Regions from separate parts of the Mus musculus genome. Here regions 1, 3 and 4 are each linked to region 2. The links are chromatin loops, found by intact Hi-C in ENCODE. Cell type or tissue: gastrocnemius. All regions are shown on one strand.

Region 1 (5,000 bases), 350 kb after region 2:
TCCTCAGGGAGGAGGCGTTCAGGTCAGTTCCAGCTCAGGAGCCTCTGGGCCCTGTGTCTGAAGTACACATGTGGTGTCTTCAGCAATGTGGACTTAACTTCCACCTCTAGGAGCAACCAAGAGCAATAGTGATAGTCTGTCATGTTTTGAGAGTCCCTTGAACAACCCTGAACAACAGCTCAAAAATAAAGGGCTTCTCATGCCTGGTATTAATAGTTTTGTTAGGTTGTCTTCGGCTCCTGGAGGAAGCCCCACCAGACAAGATGAGAAAATTGTATTTGAACTATCTATGTATATTCATACAAAGATTTACTGTATGATTAAGGAACTCTAAAGACACCACATACTGAAAATGGCCATAGTGATTTATTTCTAACAAGAGTAGCCAGTGAAGAGAGAGCAGAGGGTGCAGAAACAAATAAAGGGGGTATGAAAAACACTTATCAGACCTAGTTGACATGGGTGATGAGGAACAGTCACATTCCTGGGCTCCAGAGTCTTGTGATCTGGTTAAGTTAGCCTTCAGTCCCTTCAACTTAGGTCCTAATGGGCACCATTAGAGTGCGCAACTTGGAAGATGCTCCTGCCTGCTGCAATCATTTTTAATTTTTTTTAATAGTGTGTGTGTGTGTGTGTGTGTGTGTATGTGTATGTGTATGTGTGTGCCTGTGTGTCTTTCTGTCTGTCTGTCTGTCTGTCTGTCTGTGTCTAGGGACACACATTTGTCAGAGTACATGGTGGACTTCAGAGGCTAGCTTATGGGAATTGTGTCTGTCCTTCCATCATGTGGGTACCAGAGCTCCAACACGTGTCAGCAGGTTTGGAGGCAATGGCCTTTGCTCACTAAGGCATCTACCTGGCATCTGTTCTGATTCTTACTTGAAATGAGTAACAAGGTGAATGGCAGAGAGTCAATAATGAATGACAAGCATCCTGTCTACCCACTCAGTTGTAGCAACCAGTGTGCTATAATATCCTTAATCTTCCTCCCCCTCCCTCCCCCTCCCTCCCCCTCCCTCCCCCTCCTTCCCCCTCCCTTCTTTCTCAAACCAGATCCACTTCAACCCCATTCAGCTGTACCTTTTCTGATCAACTGGAACTCTTGTTAGCCCAAGTAGCCACCCTCAGCATAGCTGGACCAAACCCTCCATTGACACACTCTGTACGCCTCAACGTGCCTTTCCGTCAACAGGAAAGACTGCTTTCAAAAAGACGACAATTTGTACCTTTCAAATTTTTCTCATCGTCAACCACAGGAGCCAGAAGACAATGGAGCACTAGTTATAAGAAATGGCTATTACCTAAGATTATACATCTGTAGGGGAAGGCAAGATAAGACAGGCTTAAATAAAGAATAAAAGTAGGCCAAGCAAGTCTGCCTGCCCTATTGGCTCGCAGATATTCTCCGCTTAGTGTTTGCATCAGACTGTGTTTTCCTTTGTGCTGGATGACACAAAGTGACCTGGAAGCTTCTAAAACAGAAAACATTTACCTAAGCGACAAGACAGGAGCCCAGGTGCTTGGTGCTTAATCATGGCATCCACCGTCAAGCTACATCACATCCTGGGACCTGTTTCGCCTCCGTTTCTTTACTCGTGAGGATAATATCTTCTCTACCCTCTATCCTTACGGCAAAGCTATGAGGTTCCATGAAAACAATACAGGAAAAAGTATCTTTTTTTCATATTGAAGGCACTGGTCAATAGAAAGCGTCGTTTCCACGCTCCCATGAGGCCTTTCGGTTAATCGCCCTTTCCCGCTCGTCTTCCAAACGTCTCTGCTTTCACCGGGAGATGAGATTTTAAATCTTTGACTAGCCTTTTCTTTACATTTCAGCCCTTCCCCAGTGGAAGTCATACGGACTGGAATTACAGCTACCTAACTCACCTTTGGGGAGGTAGGGGAGGGGGAGGGTGGCTGACCTGCTGCCCTGGCCCAAAGATATGTTCACTTGACTCTGTTCTACTTTAAGCAGTGACTGACACACTCACCCTCACTGCCGTATGCCTGATTACACCTCACATCTATGGCCCCAAATAGGATGCCATAGATACCAAACTTCTATCCACAACACCCCTTTAAAGCGCACTCTCCTGACCACACTGGAATAGAAGCAATTCTTGATCCTAAGTCTTAAAGACTGTCGCCACCTTGTGGTCAAACGCTGCTTATTCTGTTTATTGGACAGAATCTTTTGCCCTCTTCCTAGGGGTGTAAAATAGGACAAGAATTTAATCCCAGCACTTGGGAGGCAGAGTCAGGCGGATTTCTGAGTTTGAGGCCAGCCTGGTCTACAGAGTGAGTTCCAGGACAAGCCAGGGCTATACAGAGAAACCCTGTCTCAAAAAAACAAACAAACAAACAAAAAAACAAACGAAGTGGAACCAGAGGCTGGCAAAATAAGCATCTCATTAACAGACTCTGCTCACTGTTGGCTACATTAAGTGGCAAGGTTTCTGATGCTGAGACAAGATCGAGCAGCATGGCGTTCAGGCTTGGAGTCCAACAAGAAGACTGGATACAGCAGCCAGCAGACTGAAGTGTTATTTTGATATAAGTCCTAAAATGTATTAAAATATTGATAGTTCATCCTAGTGACAGACGTCGACTCCTTGTCTGTGATCAGACCTCAAAAGCGAAGGAAGTGGGTTTGCTGAGACTAAATAACAGACGAATGATCTAGAAGGGGCGATGAATGGTCAGGAGAGCCTTCCCCAGGGTGTGACTTATGAGTTGAAACAGGAAGAGTGACCAGAAGGTGGGGAGTGGGGAGGCAAGTGTTCACCGCCTGCAGGAGGAGGACCACGCATTGGTGCAAGCAAGGTGTCTCCCACAGCTGTAGACATGGAGATGAGGGGTAGGTAGGTTTGAATCCTGGAAGGGCTCATCTATGCAGTCAGGTAGAAAAGAGCACATTAAAGATGTCAACCTCTCTTTTCTTCTTTTTTTTCCATAAACCACAAGGAACCCATTTACACATGACAAGCAAAGGGGCAACAAAGTTGAGTTTCATTCTTGTGGCAGTGAGGAGAAAGCACCGGAGACAGACCATAAGGACCTAATCCACTGTTAGCATCGTCTGCATGGGCAAAGCAATGGTAAGAAAATGCAGGGCGTGGTGAACATGTCATCTGTACTGAGTCATGTGATCCCTGTAAAACACATGGAATATACTGATCACTACAAAATCCATCTTAGGAAAGCTAATATTCTACAAGCACTTGCTATAATGCAGTGGGTAACCGTGTCATGGAGAAAGGTGTATGGAACAGGAGACTCAACAAGGCCCAATGAAGTTGGACATGAGGCAGGGAGGTGGGAGGGACCACACGGTGGCTGCTGAGGAGCAATTTTTTAGGGGCACTGGAAGAACAGCAGGTTAGAAAGGATTATATATAAATTTGATGTTGAGTTTGACGTGTGTGTGTGTGTGTGTGTGTGTGTGTGTGTGTGTGTGTGTGGTGTTTGCATGGGACATATATGTACATATATATATATATATATATATATACATATGCATATATATATATGCATATATTATATTTGTGTGGATGTATGCACATAAACATGTTTGGAGGTATGTGCATGCACGTATGGAGGTCAGAAGTCAATGTTGAGAGTGTATACTTTGGTCACTTTTTTACTTTTAACTATCACAGAGCCATACCTTTTCTTTTCTTTTCTTCTCTTTTCTCCTCTCTCTCTCTCTCTCTCTCTCTCTCTCTCTCTCTCTCTCTCTCTCTCTCTCTCTCTCTCTCTCTCTCTCACAATGTCTCTCCCTGACTCTGGGGCTCACTGATCTGGCTAGGCAGGTTAGCCAGTGAGCTCAAGGCATCCACTAGTCTCTGTACCCAAGACATTAGGGCTACGCATACCTGTCAATCTGTACACCTCCCCCACCACTCAGACTTCCCAAGACCACAGCCCACCCCCCATCCCCCCCCCCATCCCCCGGGTATTAGAAATCAGAACCCAGGTCCTCATGCTTTTGCAACATTCATACAAACCTACCACCTTCCCAGTCCCTTGGTCAGTATTTAAGACGGCCAAGAAAGTGATACAAAGATTGTTGGCTCAAAGGAGAGAAGCAGGAGTCCAGGCTGAAGAGACATTTGAGGCCACGAGTACAATGGCCCAGAGAAAGAGCACAGGGTGAGAACAGAGCTAGAACTAAGGCTTGTGAGCTGTGAGGTTCAGCTTCAAGCTATTCATGGGATAGGGGTGGGGCCAAATGAGCAGAAATACAATCAAGAATTTATGCCATGGAAGCCAAGAAGACATACATAGGAAAGAAGGAAGGAAGGAAGGAAGGAAGGAAGGAAGGAAGGAAGGAAGGAAGGAAGGAAGGAAGGAAGGAAGGACCACAGGAAGTGTCCAGGTCAACCTGAGGACTAAAAACTGTCCCTTGGATTCTGCCAGTGATGTCCCAGAGGCAGCTATTGAGCAGGGTCTAGCACAAGGAAGCGGTGGACCCCATTACCAAGGTTGTAGTCTAGTACGTCTGGAAAGCTTTCCTGAGCTCAGTGCAAAATGGAGGGCTTCGTTTTCTTAGCTGGGTTTCCTCTTCTCTGCCTGATCTGAGTAGCCTGACCCTCCAGGTCTTCCACAGGAGGAATGTCAGGAGAAGTGTCTCACAGCCCTTGGCAAAAGTCCAGGTGAGAACCTGCTCTCAGGCACCTGGGATTCCTGGAATGCCTCTTCATGCAGATGAGGCTCTCCCAGTCATTAGCTCCAGCCAGGGATTTACATTCGCCCTGAAGAAGCTCAGCCTTCCCACACTGCAAGGTTCACTCATGGCCCTTGTTCACCCTGAGTAAAGTGTATGTGCACAAGCTGTTTCACCGAAGTTCATCAAAGAGAACTGGAAAACTGAAGTCCTCAGAGACAGCCTTCTCCCCTCAGCACTCACAGCTGCACCAAGATCCCGGACACACTGTCTCTGGGCTCTGTGTCTTCCTTCAAACCCAGTGGGCAGCAGCGCCTCAATAGCCCCAGAGAGG
Region 2 (5,000 bases):
GTTTTCTATAGCATCCTCAGATCTTAATTATCCTTGTTCTTCACAACACACCTAATTTCCCTTCTTTCACCAAAAAAAAAAAAAAAAAAAAAAAAATCTCCTGAAGGCTTAGAAAAGGAGCCATGGAATTCTGTGTTTCGAATACTAAGAAAGAATCCTGGGTAAGCCTTTACCACTGGCTGAGCTGACACACACGAGGACTTGAGTTAACCATGTCTCCTGAGAAGCTGATGGAACTGTATGGTGATCAGGCTCTTGGTCACATGAGATGGGGTGCTAAGGAAGAAAATGTGCTGCTAATCCATGGCTGAGCTTTTAAGAAAATGGAACTGACTATGTCAGTGAGAGCTTTTGTCAGATCCAAAACAAGGGTCTCCAGCAAACCCTTAAATACCCTCCAGTCTATTTCAAAGAGCATTTAACCAAACAAATGTATCAACTTCTCCAGAAGAACAGGAAAATGTTCATCAAACAAAGCTTTCCAATTGGACTGTATTCATATATAGCTATCTATATATGTATATATAATGATATTCTTATGTGTATATATATATATATTTCATTAAACACTTTGTCTCTATAAGAAACAGCTTCTTGAAAACTTTACCATATAAATAGATATATAGACAGTTTCATAAATCCACACTACTCAATTGCATTTCAAAATACCAAGAGTTGATAGTTACACAAAATCCCAATGGAAATAACTGAAGAAACTAAAAATGCCCATCAAATTAAAAGTGCACACATGAACACAATTCTTAATGCAAATTAGCTTGACAATGAGATGACCGCAGGACAGTCTCTAAAGAGGTAACTAACCCCCTTAGACTTTCACCCTAGAGCACAAAACAAGCGCAATTCTCTTTGGTCCATTCATTCACATAGTCAATGTATCAAGGTAATCTTTAGTTAGTTTTAGATTTGAACAATGGGCTCCGTATTACTTTAACATGATAACTTTCTCAGATCATAAGATAACCATGTTAACACAAATATTTGTTCTGTACACAAGTCAATGTCAGAGACAGTTAAGTCTCACGCTGGCACACAAAGCTCTGAGTTGCTGACAAGAGCAAAGCCAGCCAAACAGGAGAGAAAACTGGGGTTACCTGGAAAAGATGCTCACGTTTAAGTTTAGAAAACAGCAAGAATACAAAGAATGCATGGGAAGAGCAGCAGGCCTGGGCACAGCAGAAGAAATCAATTTCAGGCTTGTTCTCTGACATCTCTAAGGATATAGCTTTGCTTCTTGGTTGATTTTTGGGTTGTTAAATTTCCAAGCCACGTTATTAGTAAGTCTAAGTTGGCTGATGCACTGGCAAAGCAGCTCCTCCCGAAACTGATAATGCATTCTCTGTTAGGGAAAAGGGGCATGGATAATAAACGTCTTCAACCAAACTACGTCAAGGAGCTCAAGGTGCTATGCTATTCTTTAGATTACCTATAAATTCATAATTTCTACAATGGATCTTCCCTTAAGTTAGCACGTTTGTAGTTACAACTGGTTATCACACACACACACACACACACACACACACTCAGTTCAACCAGGGTCTGTACTTTCCCAACTTCCTGTATTTGTAATAAACAACTGTGTGTTTTTCTAAACCTCCTAAAAGGTTTTATAAACAAAGTACATTTCCACTGTTAATGAATGTGACCTGAGACTCTATTCGACTCAGGTAATAACTTAGAATCACAAACTTAAACCACACCGCTAACATCCCCGCTTAGATAAAGGTTCTGCATTGTCTTGATACACTCAGACTAACTGCCAACTTGAAAACCATCCACTCAGTCCTCAGTCTTCCCAAGTGTAATTTTCTCCCTGCCACATACACAGAGGGAGACAGTTTACTGCTCTTCCTATGTAAGGTACTTATTATTTTCCTATAAATGAAGCATTCTTAATCCCAGAGCCTAATTTAGGCCACTCTCTAAGCAGTTAGTACTATAGAATCCAAGACACTCAAGACACGTACACAGTGCACACAATCCCACTGCAATGAATTAGAATATTCTGTGAGATGGAGGCAAAAACCTTTAGAAGGGTTGAAGAATGCAACATGCATTTTAGACTTTTCCTTACAAAATTTATAAGAAAAATGTAAATTATATTTTTATGACACACAAGTGACAATGTGTTTGACTCATAAAGGTTTGATCCATATAAATAGAATATGATATATGAGGGAAACTATGAAAGGTGTAGGTTACTGAAAAGTATGCACCCTACAAGTCTGAGTCCATAGAACAGCTCAGCTAGTCGTCCACTGAGGAGACCAGTGGTTTTCACATAAATTAAATAACAACACAGAGACAGATTAAAGCCCCAAGTTCCAGAACACTCAGCTTAACAAACCGAACACCATCCTTGGTATTGAAAGCCCACTATCCAACACTCATGGGATTAACACGACAAAGCTAAGCCTGGCTACGTTACCTGAATCCATGTCAAGTATACTCACAGCACTCACCTATGTCTACACTTGCAAACTGTCACATGATCAATGTTAACAGAAAGGAAAGTTTGGCACATAGATCAATTTCTCAAAACGTTCCTGTAACTTAACACAACACCGTTGAGAACGACGGTTTCAACACCAATGTTAACCTGATTGGCAACTAAACAAGGTGCTTCTTCTTGCAGCTTCACAGAGAGTCTTGTGCACCTTGCCTGGGATGGAGGCACGTAAGGTGCAGTGCGGTAGTGCAAACGTTTGGACGCCAGAGGGCAGGCTTGCCACACGGCTCAAGGTCTTCCCTAGGTTTTTCTTGCTGGGTCCCTGCTTGTACCACTTCATTTCAGCTGATTAACCACACATTTCCGGGGACTCTGTCCACACGTTTCCTTAGTGAAGAAGACATTCCCTCAGAACTCAGAGTGTGGCGAGGATCCTTGAAAAGGAGATGATGAGTGTCAGCACAGTCTGCCCCACGCCCCACACCAGGGCTTCCAGCGGGGCCATGTTCTTCCCAGCCACTCTGTAGATGCCGGCCACTGCTGCACCTGGGAGGGAAGCAGAGCAGAGTCATCCAGGGCCCCACCTGCCACACGCACGGCTGCCTGCGGCAAGTCACCTTTCAGTTACCTAAACAGAAAACCTTCCCCACTCTTCACCTGACTGAGGATCTCCTCCACACGGCTGGTTAACCGTTCCCAAACCCCACAGAACCACACAACCCAAGAACGGTGCTTTTAACGGAACTCTACAGTCCACAGTTCACGCTCTCAGCACTTTTAATGTGAGGATCTTTTCAATAAGAACTGACACTCATGTTTACTCCAGAATACACTCTCATCCATCCCCTTAAAATGCACATATTGAAAAGGAAAGAAATAGGTACTGGTCCCAGCACTCTGGGCACTAACTCTAGAGAGCAGTCACGGCAGGAGGAACTATCAGTGCCTCATAACTCAACTTACGGTGCTGGAATAGCCATCCTGGTCCTACCTCACACCATGCCATCATAAAAGAAGAAAAGGCTAAAAATAAAACCACAGCTGTAAACTTGGAAACCAAGTGGATGGGTTCAGTATACTACGAAAGAGAGGGCCTTAAAACCACAGGGAAGAAAGTGGGAAGGGAGGAAGGGAGGTTAGAAGGAAAGGAGGGTGGGCAGGAGAAAAGAGGAGAGGAGGGGAGAGGCAATAAAGGAAAAGTAGGAGAGAAGAAAAGGCAGAGGGCCAGGTGCAACAGCACCCTCAACCACCGCTCGCTCTCTTTCTCTCTCTCTCTCTTTCTCTCTCTCTCTCTCTCAGCAGAGGCAGGTGGTTCTCAGTGAGTTCTCAAGCAAACATGGGTTGGTGAGATGGCTCGGTGTTCACAGCAACCACTGCTTTCTCAAGGGACCTGGGTTCAATTTCTAGCAACCATATGGTAGCCCATGGCTATCCGTTAACTCCAAGGGATCCAATGCCCTGTTTGGCCTCCATGGGCACCAGACACATAAGTGGTACATAGACATACACGCAGGTAAAATGCCTATATACAAATATATAAAATTTAAAAACCAACAGCAAAGCCCTAGATGTCAGCAAGTAACCTCTGCACCCAGGGGCAGTATTCCTGGAGCCCATGCTGCCTTTACCCCTTTTTGTCTTTCCTGACATGGCCAGACCAGTCTCAGCAAAAATCATACAAATTTTACTCTATTTTCTGCAATAATTTGGATTAAAAAGGAGGGAGGGTAAATGTTCCTTAAAATTCTGGTAGGGATGCTCCAAATACTGTATTTGGGCCTGGAGATTGGGCGTGGGGGGTGTGTGTGTGGCTTCAGCACTTCAGTGATTTAAAGATACTGTTCCATTAGTATTCCTCCTTAAGTTCATTTTGACATTTTACACTTAGTAGCATGTAACTGTTGAATAAATGTTACATTTTAGATTCTCTATCTTTGACTACACTTCAGTTGTTTCTTCAGTCCCAGTCTGTACCTGACTTAATGCTTAGCTTGTCCGCAGTCCACTCACCTCTTCACTGCACCAGGCCTCTGTGAATTCTTCCTAAACACAACTACCCAAGAGGCACACGATTTCCTCACACCAGTACAACCAAAGTGTGACCAAGAACTACCATGCACATCAGTGTTCAGGAGGTGTGCAAAGCACACGACTCCTACTGAGGAAGCAGCTTTCTCTCTAATGAGAGGGAGGATGGGTTCCTTAAGTGGACACGTCACGTCACACCCCCAAACATCCCAGAGCTTCCCAAGTGGGTTCTAACAGCACCACACTCATGCTTGGCGAGGGGTGGGGGGATTCAGTAGATAAACTCTGAAATCCATATGAAAGAACAGACCATGAACAGATGGCTACCCTAACTCTGAATTACCTAGGACACACTCACTAGACCAAAGCACCTCCATGATACACTACAAAACCACAGAGGTCTAAGAACTAAGGCCCTACTGAGAAAATAGAAACAGAAGATGAACCAATCACAAGAGCCAAGAGACGTAGCCATGGATGTTGAGAATACAGCAAATAAGAAGGC
Region 3 (5,000 bases), 330 kb after region 2:
TAACCTGAGGGAAAAAAATCCCAAACCAAAATCATGCACTTGCAATTAATGACAAAAGAGGCCATGTGTTTGAAGAAGAGGGAGGATCTGGAGGGAGGAAAGGGACCAGAGAAACATGCTAATTAAATTACAATCTCAAAAATAAAAAGAAATTTAAAAGAAGAAATGACAGATGCCTGTAAACCACAGCCTGAAGCATTCTGGGAGGCTGGATACGGAGAATAGATTGGCTGTGAGATTGGCCAATTGCTATTACGTGAAGTGAGCCCGCTGTTCTCTATCCTGGATCTGAAAGAGATGTCCCCCAGAGGCTGCGTAACAAATTACTCTAAGACCGTGCATGAAGCTGCACCAGGTTCCCTGTAAATGTGGTGTGTGTTCCATGGCATGCATGTGGTGTTGTGTGTGATGAATGTCTATAACATACATCTCAAGGTCTACTTTCCAGTACATGTATATCCTCCCATAATTCCTCCAACCCCTGGCTACCCTGGAAAGCTCTGCCGCCCCCGCACCACCCCCCCACAAAACCCTGCCTTCTGCTGAGTCCTGAACTGCTCCTCCACTAGCAGAAGCGGCCACCCTCTTGTCTTTCCCAATAAATCTGTTGTCTGAGGTTTGTTGTACGGTGTGATTTTTGTGGTACTCCTTGGCTCCTGAATGCCAGAATACCCTTCAGAGCTGTAACACTTAGAGGAAGGAAGGTTGGTTAGTTAAATATTATATACATATACATATATATATATGTGTGTGTGTGTGTGTACATACATACATACATATATGTATATATATATACCCACATATATACATACACACACACTCACCCATATACATATATTACAACCTCGAAAGGATTTTAGTGCATAGAGGTAAAAACACGGGGGATAAAATGGGACAACTGAAAAATCAGCAAATACTCATACCTACGTTGCAAAAAATTCCTTTGCAATATGAAGGATAGAAAAAAAAAATCACTTCAGAGCCTCAGAACATGATTTAAGTCATCTCCCAAACTACTATAATTAAGAAAAACTGAGCTAACAGAGAGAGTATCTTATGTTATCTTCTCACAGACTGTTTTCCAGGGAGACCAGAGTCAGCAAAGAATGCCGTTGAATGAAAACACTCCCTTAATTTCTACTGGCCTGCCTACCCAGCAGCCCGGGTACAGGCAGACACCAGACCCCTGCCCACATCCTAGCGGCCATCCTTCAGAAGGCACTTTATGAGTCGCTTTTATGATCTAGCTGCCTAAAAGGTGTGTGTGGATGGGGCAGGATTGAGAACATCCAAGCTCTTTGGGAATTCAATCCCTATGCAAAATGACATCGGGTGGCCAATGGGACACTTTAGGATTGGTTAGAAGGGCACAGAGAGTTAGCTCAGAGTCTTGCACAAGGTTGAAGTATCAAAGCAAAGGACTGGGGGAGGGGAGCAGGGGTGTTTTTAGGATGAAACAAACAAAAAAAAAAAAAAGTGAAACCTGTCTAGACACCCAGTCCACACAGGCAAGGGCCTAGGGTTTGACAAAAGAGGGTTTGGGTTTAGTGCTAGTCCTGTTTGCAAAAGGCAACCAACAAGGAAGGGAACAAAAGATCTACGAGAAACACTAGGGCTTGTAGAGACCTGTACCTAGAAACACAAGCTAGAAACAAAGTAGCATGCACTCTGCCGCTGGCGACCGAGGTAAACCTGGGGGTGTTGGCCCATTTCAGACAGCGCACCCTGTTGGGAAGGGGCTCCCAAGAGTTCCTTATCCTCCAGGGGCAGAGAACTAGCACCCCTTTGCTTCTGTAACAATTCTTTGGTGCATTTTGCTCATCTAAAGTCGTGTTCTCTGAGAGCCCTCTCGGGGATACTATATATGGTGCCCCCTCGTGGTCCAGTGTGGAAAACTAGAGAGGCATCTCAGAGATGCTGCACACAGGGCCCCCTTGTGGTCTGGTGAGAAAATAGAGAAGCTGAGGTGGGGTGGGTTATAACCAATTCTTCCACCAACCATCCTGTGAAATAGCGATGCTAACGAACGCTTGTCTCAGTGCTAGAAAAACAAGGTTTGGGGATAATTTGAAATGCCCCTGAAACACATAAAACAGTATTTTATTTACACACACACACACACACACACACACACATACACACACACACACACACACACACACACACACACACATATATATATATATATATATATATATATAATGATGTATATATCATATCTAAGGCATCTTGGACCATGAGTTTATCTCTGCCTTCTGATGTGGTTCACACAGGAACTCATTCCATGTTTGTTGACTGGCTAACAAATGAATGATCTCACCTCTGTATGTGTCTCCCCCCACCCCCTGAACCCCTACACACACACACACACACACACACACACACACACACACACACACATTGGAAGAGACTTTTTGAAAATCAAATAGGACTTTGCAGAATCTTTAAATATATTTATTTTCTTTTATTTCTGTGTATACATCTGTGTCACACAATCCAGAATCAAGAGTCTGACCCCCTGGAATTAGAATTACAGGTGTTCGTGAGTCACCCAGCATGAGTGCCAGGAAGAAGATCCTTAAATATAATAAATAAAAACAAAAATCTCTTCAAAGGGCAGGATGCCCATAAGCTATTGCTGTATTGTTTCCCTTTGTGGAAGCACATTTCCATGACGTGTTAGTTATTTTTGCATCAAGCAGAAACAACTTGAGAGAAGAAAGCTTAGTTGAAGACCATGGTTTCAGAGAGCTGCAATCCATCACACTAAAGACGGTATGGAGAGAAGACTATGGCAGACGACCAGGAAATAGAATAGACCCAAGGGACAAGGTCAAAGGCTCGCTCTGACAGCCAGGCTCTGTAGCCTTCCAAACAGGGACCGTGCTGCTACTGAGCTTCCAAGAGATGAGTCTGCAGAGGACTTTCAGACTGACAGCTGACAGCAGAGATGCCTCTCCTGTAGCTGGATAACTGTAGTCTCCATGTGGTGTGTGCGAGAGCTAAAGTTAACCTGTAAGCCCCAAGGACGGGTCACCTCTTGAACAAGGGTGGTTGCCTCACCGGCACAGGACGTGCTTGGTCACATATATGCAGGAGGCACATACCTCCTAGTATGTCAGGGTGTATGCTTGCCCCTGATTGAATGAAGATGGGATGTCCCTACCTTGTGAGTTCTGCCTTGATGAGCACCCGACTAATCTAGCACAGTGCCACTTCCTGGGAATCCTGGGTATGAACCTGGCCCGTGTCCATCCTCCTGGCCAGTACTAAATAGACACTCTCGGATTTGGGCTTCTTGCAGTGTTCAGGCTTAACAGTGTATCCACAGCTCCTGGTGGACTCTTTGTATTGCTTTGCAAAGAGGGCATACGCAGAGCCAGCCTACCTCTGGATTTAGTTTTCATGTGAGTCTGATGTTAATCACCCAGGCACTGTCTCAACCCAGCCAGGACATTTGTTACCCACTTGATCTCGGGACTTCTGTGCATCACAGCCTTTGAACCAGGATACCAGCAGGTAAAATAGACAGAAAGCCTGCAGAAGGCTAGCCAGAGAAGGAAAGGTCTATTACCCATGAGCAAATTATAAGGATATATGTGTGTGTGTGTGTGTGTGTGTGTGTGTGTGTGTGTGTGTTTTGTTTCTTCTAAGAAATTGATCTGCCTTTTCTCTTTTTTAAAAATAAAATTTTCCTATAGAAATTGGATTTTTGTAGCTAATGGCTCACGTATTTCCATTTTCTCTAACTTACTATCTAGGTCAAAGGCAACAACAATGCCCAGTGTACTGGCCATCCCCATAGTTTGAACACCTCACTTCTAACTTTTCTCTTTAATCATTTCTACCTGAATTATTCTTTATACTTTCTCTTTAGCTACCCCACACACACCTTGAGTCACTTGCAATTATGCACATAGGCGTGGCTTCTACTTACACAGAATCAAATGTTCAGTGCTAGCCGGGGCTGGACTTGCAACTCATAGCCAATTCTCCCACCCCAAGAGGACTGGGCAGAATAGTTCATTCTCTCTCACCTTTCTTTTCTCTCTTCCCCTCCCCCACACTTTGGCTGATACCTGGGATTGAACCTATGCCCTCATGCATGCTGCCCAGGCACTCTCCCACTGGGGTACAGTGTCCTAGACTGTGCATCTACCTTGTCATTTGCACACACACCAGCCTTGCCCTGTAGCTTCCTTCAGAGTCTAATGTAAACCCAGCCAGACTTCCCTCTTGCTTATCGCCTGTCAGCCTTCAAGGAGGTACTACCCTCCCCTCAAGTCTGACCACCAACATCTTTTAATATAGTTTGCTCTCAAAGATGTCCACAGAGGTGGGATCTACTCCTTTTCCTTTCAGGGCATGCCTTCGGCCACTTTAATAATTTCACAAATGCAAGCTTGTGTCATCAGAGCCTGCAAACATCCAGACCCAGATGCTCTGGCTGGATCTAAGCGCTAACTAAATGCCTGTGACATGGGTCAGCCTTTGTCCCTGCAGCAGGCTGAAGACTGAGAGAGGGTGTGGCAGCCCTTGTCATCTTAAGAGCAAGTGCTCTGAGCCCTCACGGGTGCTAATCAGGAAACGTACAAGCTATGGCACAAGCTCAGCAAGGGTATGACACAGTAAAGGGAAACAACAGCTGGAACATCTTATAAAACCCATCTGGAGATGGGCAGCCAGGCTGTTTACCTGGAACTCACATTGGATGGAATAGAATGGGTGGAGAAGGCTTTGGGATGGGAGATCAGTTCATCTAGATTAGTACATGGCACTTCTGCACTGATGGGGGTTAAGAGCCTGAAACGTTCATAGGTAAATAGGGCAGTGGTTCTCAACATGTAGATCATGACCCTTCTGGGCTTAAATGGTAGATATCCTACATAGCAGATATTTACATTACAATTCAAACCAGCAGCCAAATTACAGCTATGAAGTAACAATGGAATGATTTTATGGTTGGGAGTCACCACCACATGAGAAACTGTATTAAAGTG
Region 4 (5,000 bases), 63 kb after region 2:
TCGTAATATGAAACTTTCTACAAGTAAAATTCCAATATCTTTATCAATTAATTTTATCAAATCAAAAAAGAAATAGTACTCTTTCTATCCAAACTGTTTAGTAACATAGCAGAGAACAAAACCCTCTCTGCCCTTTAACAAACCAGTTTTACATTAGAAGAAAAACAAATGAATATGTTACCAAAATGAGACACAGGACAGTGCCTCTCTTAAGCATAACTCCAAGTAAATATTTAAAAATTAACTCCTTTAATACATAAAAGAAAAATGTGTGATGACTGAGTGAGATTCATTCCAGACATATAGGTGGTACAATATTAGACAATCAATTTAGGGGCTGGAGAGATGGTTCAGCAGTCAAAAGGTCCTGAGTTCAATTCCCAGAACCCACTCAGCAGTTCACAAACATCCATGACTCTAATTCCAGGCAACCTGATGCTCTCTTTTGGCCTCTTCAGGGACTAGGCACACATGTGATGTACAGCTGTAACATGCAAGTAAAACACTGATACACTAAACATTTATAAAATCAGTTAATATATTAACAGACTAAAGAGGAAACATTTGTATATGTATATGCATATGTACATATGTATATATAAATGAAAAGGTCAGATACTGAAGGCTTTCTTCCTAAGATTTAAAAAAAAAGAAGGTATTTACTCCTAATATCCTAGTTAGCATTATGCTGGACTTCTTAGCTGGTATAAAAAGTCAAGATGAATTAGTTAAGTGAAATACAGATCAAGAAGAAAGAAAACTTCTATTCGGCGAGCAATAGTTGTCTACACAGACAATACCACAGAATTGATTTAAAAATCCTTCAGTTTGGTTTGGCAATATTTCAGGATACTACAGGGGCAATTGTATTCTATTCACCAGCAATGAGCAAACAGGAAGTAGAATTTTAAAACTGGTGTTATTTTTAAGATCGTCCAAAGACTAGTTATTAACATACTGAAGTAAATGTATCATCTCTGTGTCATTGATGTAACAATGAAATCATTTCTAAATCCGTGAGCACTATGGGACTGGTTCCCCTACCTCCCCATCTCTCACTTGGAGAATCAAAGCAGTGTCTGTACTTATCTTGTTATTTTCTTTGCTCATCTGTGAAATGAGACAAATAATGACTTCAGGCAGAAGCAACGTGACCTCCTGGGGTAGACTAACTACTCAATAAACATTAGCTCATTTTACTTTTACTTAAGTACCCATTACTAGAAGGTACAGAGGAAATCACCTTTTTACCGATTTTACACATTGTTTCCACAAGGGTTGTTCTGAAACAAATTGTGCATGTCATACTTTTACCCATGTGGCATCTACAGAACCTGCCACTTGGTGATGCTGCTTCATCGAGCATCCTTGAGTGCAGCATCAGCTGCCACCTGTTGCAGACTCTACCCAGCCAATGATAGAGCAAAATGAACTCTTTTGCTCACCAAGCTGAACTTGTCTACAGGGGTCCTTTGTCTTGGTCCTCTCTATCTGGAGGGGAAAGATAAAGACTCCCCAGGAAGAGTCAAACAACAGACCTTTCCCGTTTCCATCTACTTAGCATTGGCCATTGGAATAATTCCTACCTAGAGTCCTTGATCTATGAGGTCAGTGCTGTCACAGTGGAGATGAGCAAATAGGAGCTGGCCTCCTGTCAAGACAATAAGCACAAAAGCCAACTCAGTAATCTCTGTCATATTGCTATGTGGCTAGTCTCTCCTGCAAGAACTGGCTGGATCTTGCAGAATAATAGATGACTCCAAGTCAGCCTGGTAGTGTTCTTCCTTGGAGCTGCTGTGTCTGTCACTATCCTGTGGGTTTATATTTTCATTGATTGGAAGTGTATCAGTCTTTGGTACACTAATAAACATTAACTTAACAGTCTTGTCTGGGGACAGATTTGCCTCCCTCCTCCCACACAAATCCACAGATTTAGTAGGGCTTGATCTGTTCCGATGTTATGAAGAAGTCTTTTAAAAAAAAAAAAAAGTACTTTTGACCCTATTCACTGAAGAGCAAAATTGGGATAATGATGGTACTGACCTCAGAGTTTGGAAAAGAATGAAATAAAATCACTATAGTTTGATCACATTTTTATGAAGACGGCCATTCAAATACATGTGTTACACCCAGTCCTCTTTTTCCCTTGGGACATGACACTTCTAGGCGGGAGGATGAGTTATGTTCTTTGTCTGTGAGCTTGGGTGAAGCCACTTCTATCAATAGCTCAGGCTGACACTGGTGACTTCTGAGGTGGGTCATGAGAGGGAGCTTAGAATTTTCTAGGTTCTCTTTCTTGGCACACTTCCTTGGATGCCATGAGCCAACGAGGCAGCCACCAACCATGTAAGCCTACAAGCCAGCACCAGCTGGTTACACTGTATGAAAAACACATCTCTAGGCAGAACCATGCGTTTGCCTGCTCCAGGGCCCAAGATGCCATGTCTGAGAGCAGGTGATTACTGTCCGGTGAATCTCCTGTGTTAGGGGGTGATCACTCCCACTAAACCTGTACCAACCAAGTCCTAAGCACTATGCCTACCAAATGTAACTGCTTGCTCTCTTTGTGTGTGTGATAGTTAGTGATTTGTAATTTTCGTATTTAAAAATTTGTGCTTTGAATTAATACTCACTGCTTTAAACTCAATAAACAAATATTTAATTAGCATCTTGGCTGTTTTTGTGGTCTCCACCAGAGGGCAAACTGTCCCGCCACAAACAGAAACCCATCGGTGAATCTTGGAAGTATAGTTCCACAATCAAACACCAGGGGGAACCAGTGCCTAATTTATCTTTGTCCTTTTGAGAAGGTGAAATTGACAAGAGCCTTCAAATTCAAGACACTGGCCACAGGGAAGGTTCGGAGGAAATGCTCTCTGAAACTCAAGACACTTTGTTGTGATAAGTAACTTAGCCTCCATCCTGGTTTACAGACAGAAGGGAGAGAAACTCTACCTTTCCTGTATTTTGGGTGCAGCAGGGCAGGTAGCATTTCCTGAAAAAGGAGAGGGGATCTAGAAGCCTGTAATTCCCAGACAATGCTCTAACGTGTGACTGTGACAACCACATTCTGTGCTGCCTCTGGCTTCTGACACAACACAGACAGTATTTCTGTATTCCATGCTCGTAGGCATCAGTATATTTGTGTATTATATATCACGCTAGGACGGTTACTGAAAGGGTAACATTTGTATCACCATTTTAAGTAACTCTTACTCAACATTCTTTCCTAGTTCTTTGTTTTGTATACACAGGGATTTAATGGTTCAATGACTGTGAAAATGGCCGGCTATTCTCACTGCAGGGAATCTGGGGACCAAATTGCTTACAGTGAATTAATTGCAGGAACCAAACACATTGTAAGACTCCTGCTTTCCTGACAAATGGGAAGCAGATTTTGCCCATAATTGTGCACGCTAATCCAAGAGCGTTGGCAACCTGTAGTCAAAATGGCAGCTTCTATGTGAGTCTGGGAGAACGCTGCAGTGGCCCTGAGCTGGATCAAGGGGAGTCAAGCTTCGACAGGCCAGTGATCTGGAGAATAAAGACAGCGTTGTAGTCAGCACCTCTGATTCCAGTGTCTGAAGACAAGATTGAGACTTTACAACATGGTAGAGTATAAATCAAAGGGAGACAGAGGCTAGGGGCAGATTGAGCTTTGAAGAACTGGTTTTTGTTGTTTTTGTCTTCCTTCCTTCCTTCCTTCCTTCCTTCCTTCCTTCCTTCCTTCCTTCCTTCATTCCTTCCCTCCTTCCTTCCCTCCCTCCCTTCCTTCCTTCTTTCTTTCCTTCCTATCACTCTATATCTTTCTTCTTTCCATCCCTTCCCTTCCCTTCTCTTCCCTTTCCCTCCCTCCCTCCGTCTCTCCCTCCTTCCCTCGCTCCGTCCTTCCTTTTTGTCTCTCTTCATCTTTCTTCTTTCCCTTTCTTTCTCTCTTTCTTTCTTCTCTCTCTCCCCTTCCCTCCCTCCCTCATTCCTTTCTTTCTTCAGTTCTTTTTTTTTTTTAATAATCCTTCAATTTTGACTCAACCCCTACCTGAGAACACCTACCATTTTTTCTCATGAGCCACTAGGCAAACTAATGAAGGACTGATCATATCAAAACATATCTACCCTAGACTTCATTAACAACAACAACAACAAAACCCACATGTAAACACAGAGGTAAGGTGAATCTGTGGACTTAGGTCCTAATTTTGTATGTGTGGTGTCTGTGTGTGTGTTTGTGTATGTGAGTGTGGTGTGTGTGTGTGGTATGTGTGTGATATGTGTGCTGTATATGTGGTGTGTGTAGTATGTGTCTGTGTGTGTGGTGTATGTGTTGTGTATGTGTGTTGTGTATAGGGTGTGTGTGCATGTGTGTGTGCATGACAGTGCTGATTTTCAGTTTACTGGTTCACATTCATGTGTCACACACACTTCTCTGTGACTCGTTGGTTATATAGCAAAGGCTGTCTGCTAAGGCTTCACTACAAATTTTGGATTATGAGAGCCTCAGGATATCTCGAAGACCTCCCAGTTACTTCTCAAAATCCCAAAGAGTGTCACACTATGCTCCTGAGATGTCTTGGCCCACAAATTGACTTGTGGTTGTAAAGTGGAAGGGGTAATAAGTCCTCACACTATTTAGGGATTATTGGCTGGGTCTCCAAGCTCTGACAAAGTCATTGGGATTTTCAGGTCACTCAGGTGGGCCATAACACTTAACACGTGGCTACTCTTCTGTCCTCTGATCCCTGCAGCTTGTCAGTACAAGAAGACCGAGGTAATGAAACATTTCTATATGCCCTGTTCCTAGGATGGTTTCTATGGCCTCGTGTTTAAGGTTAGTTCTCAATCAAGTCTGTGAGATGCTAAGTGGGCATTCTGTGGTATTAATGGCCATTCATACCTCCTGGATTCTTAAAAAAATGAAAAGGCCGTAGTTCTGTGGCCAGAGTCTGTACTTGTGCCAAGGAATACTTCCTTTCCATAAGTCACTCGCCTCTCAGGCAGCTAAA

What was found. Peaks named below come from ENCODE experiments on the same cell type or tissue, not always from the same donor. Only the 100,000 strongest peaks of a DNase experiment are listed, where the experiment ranks them.
Region 1: a loop joins it to region 2, with 3 times the contacts of the local background. A loop is called at or near these places in 20 of 42 quality-filtered maps.
Region 3: a loop joins it to region 2, with 3 times the contacts of the local background. A loop is called at or near these places in 8 of 42 quality-filtered maps.
Region 4: it touches region 2 in a loop (8-fold over the local background); 22 of 42 quality-filtered maps call a loop at or near these places.

The regions. Positions count from the first base shown.
Region 1 is chr13:41,280,558-41,285,557 of GRCm38, reverse strand. No RefSeq gene overlaps it. Among named protein-coding and RNA genes, the nearest start is that of Smim13, 33 kb to the right of the region's middle. In gastrocnemius, a CTCF peak has its summit at 2,153 (motif pointing left); a DNase peak (open chromatin) is centred at 2,147.
Region 2 is chr13:41,632,469-41,637,468 of GRCm38, reverse strand. Tmem170b (transmembrane protein 170B) reads right to left here. Exons shown (of 3, transcript NM_001163572.2): 3 at 1-3,013. The coding sequence ends at 2,883. Among named protein-coding and RNA genes, the nearest start is that of Gm5082, 14 kb to the left of the region's middle. In gastrocnemius, no CTCF peak of the experiment used is centred here; a DNase peak (open chromatin) is centred at 2,739.
Region 3 is chr13:41,299,765-41,304,764 of GRCm38, reverse strand. No RefSeq gene overlaps it. Among named protein-coding and RNA genes, the nearest start is that of Smim13, 52 kb to the right of the region's middle. In gastrocnemius, a CTCF peak has its summit at 1,898 (motif pointing left); DNase peaks (open chromatin) are centred at 1,877 and 3,235.
Region 4 is chr13:41,569,958-41,574,957 of GRCm38, reverse strand. All of the region lies in intron 1 of Gm32184 (a long non-coding RNA gene), which reads left to right. Among named protein-coding and RNA genes, the nearest start is that of Tmem170b, 33 kb to the left of the region's middle. In gastrocnemius, a CTCF peak has its summit at 2,729 (motif pointing right); DNase peaks (open chromatin) are centred at 2,375 and 2,754.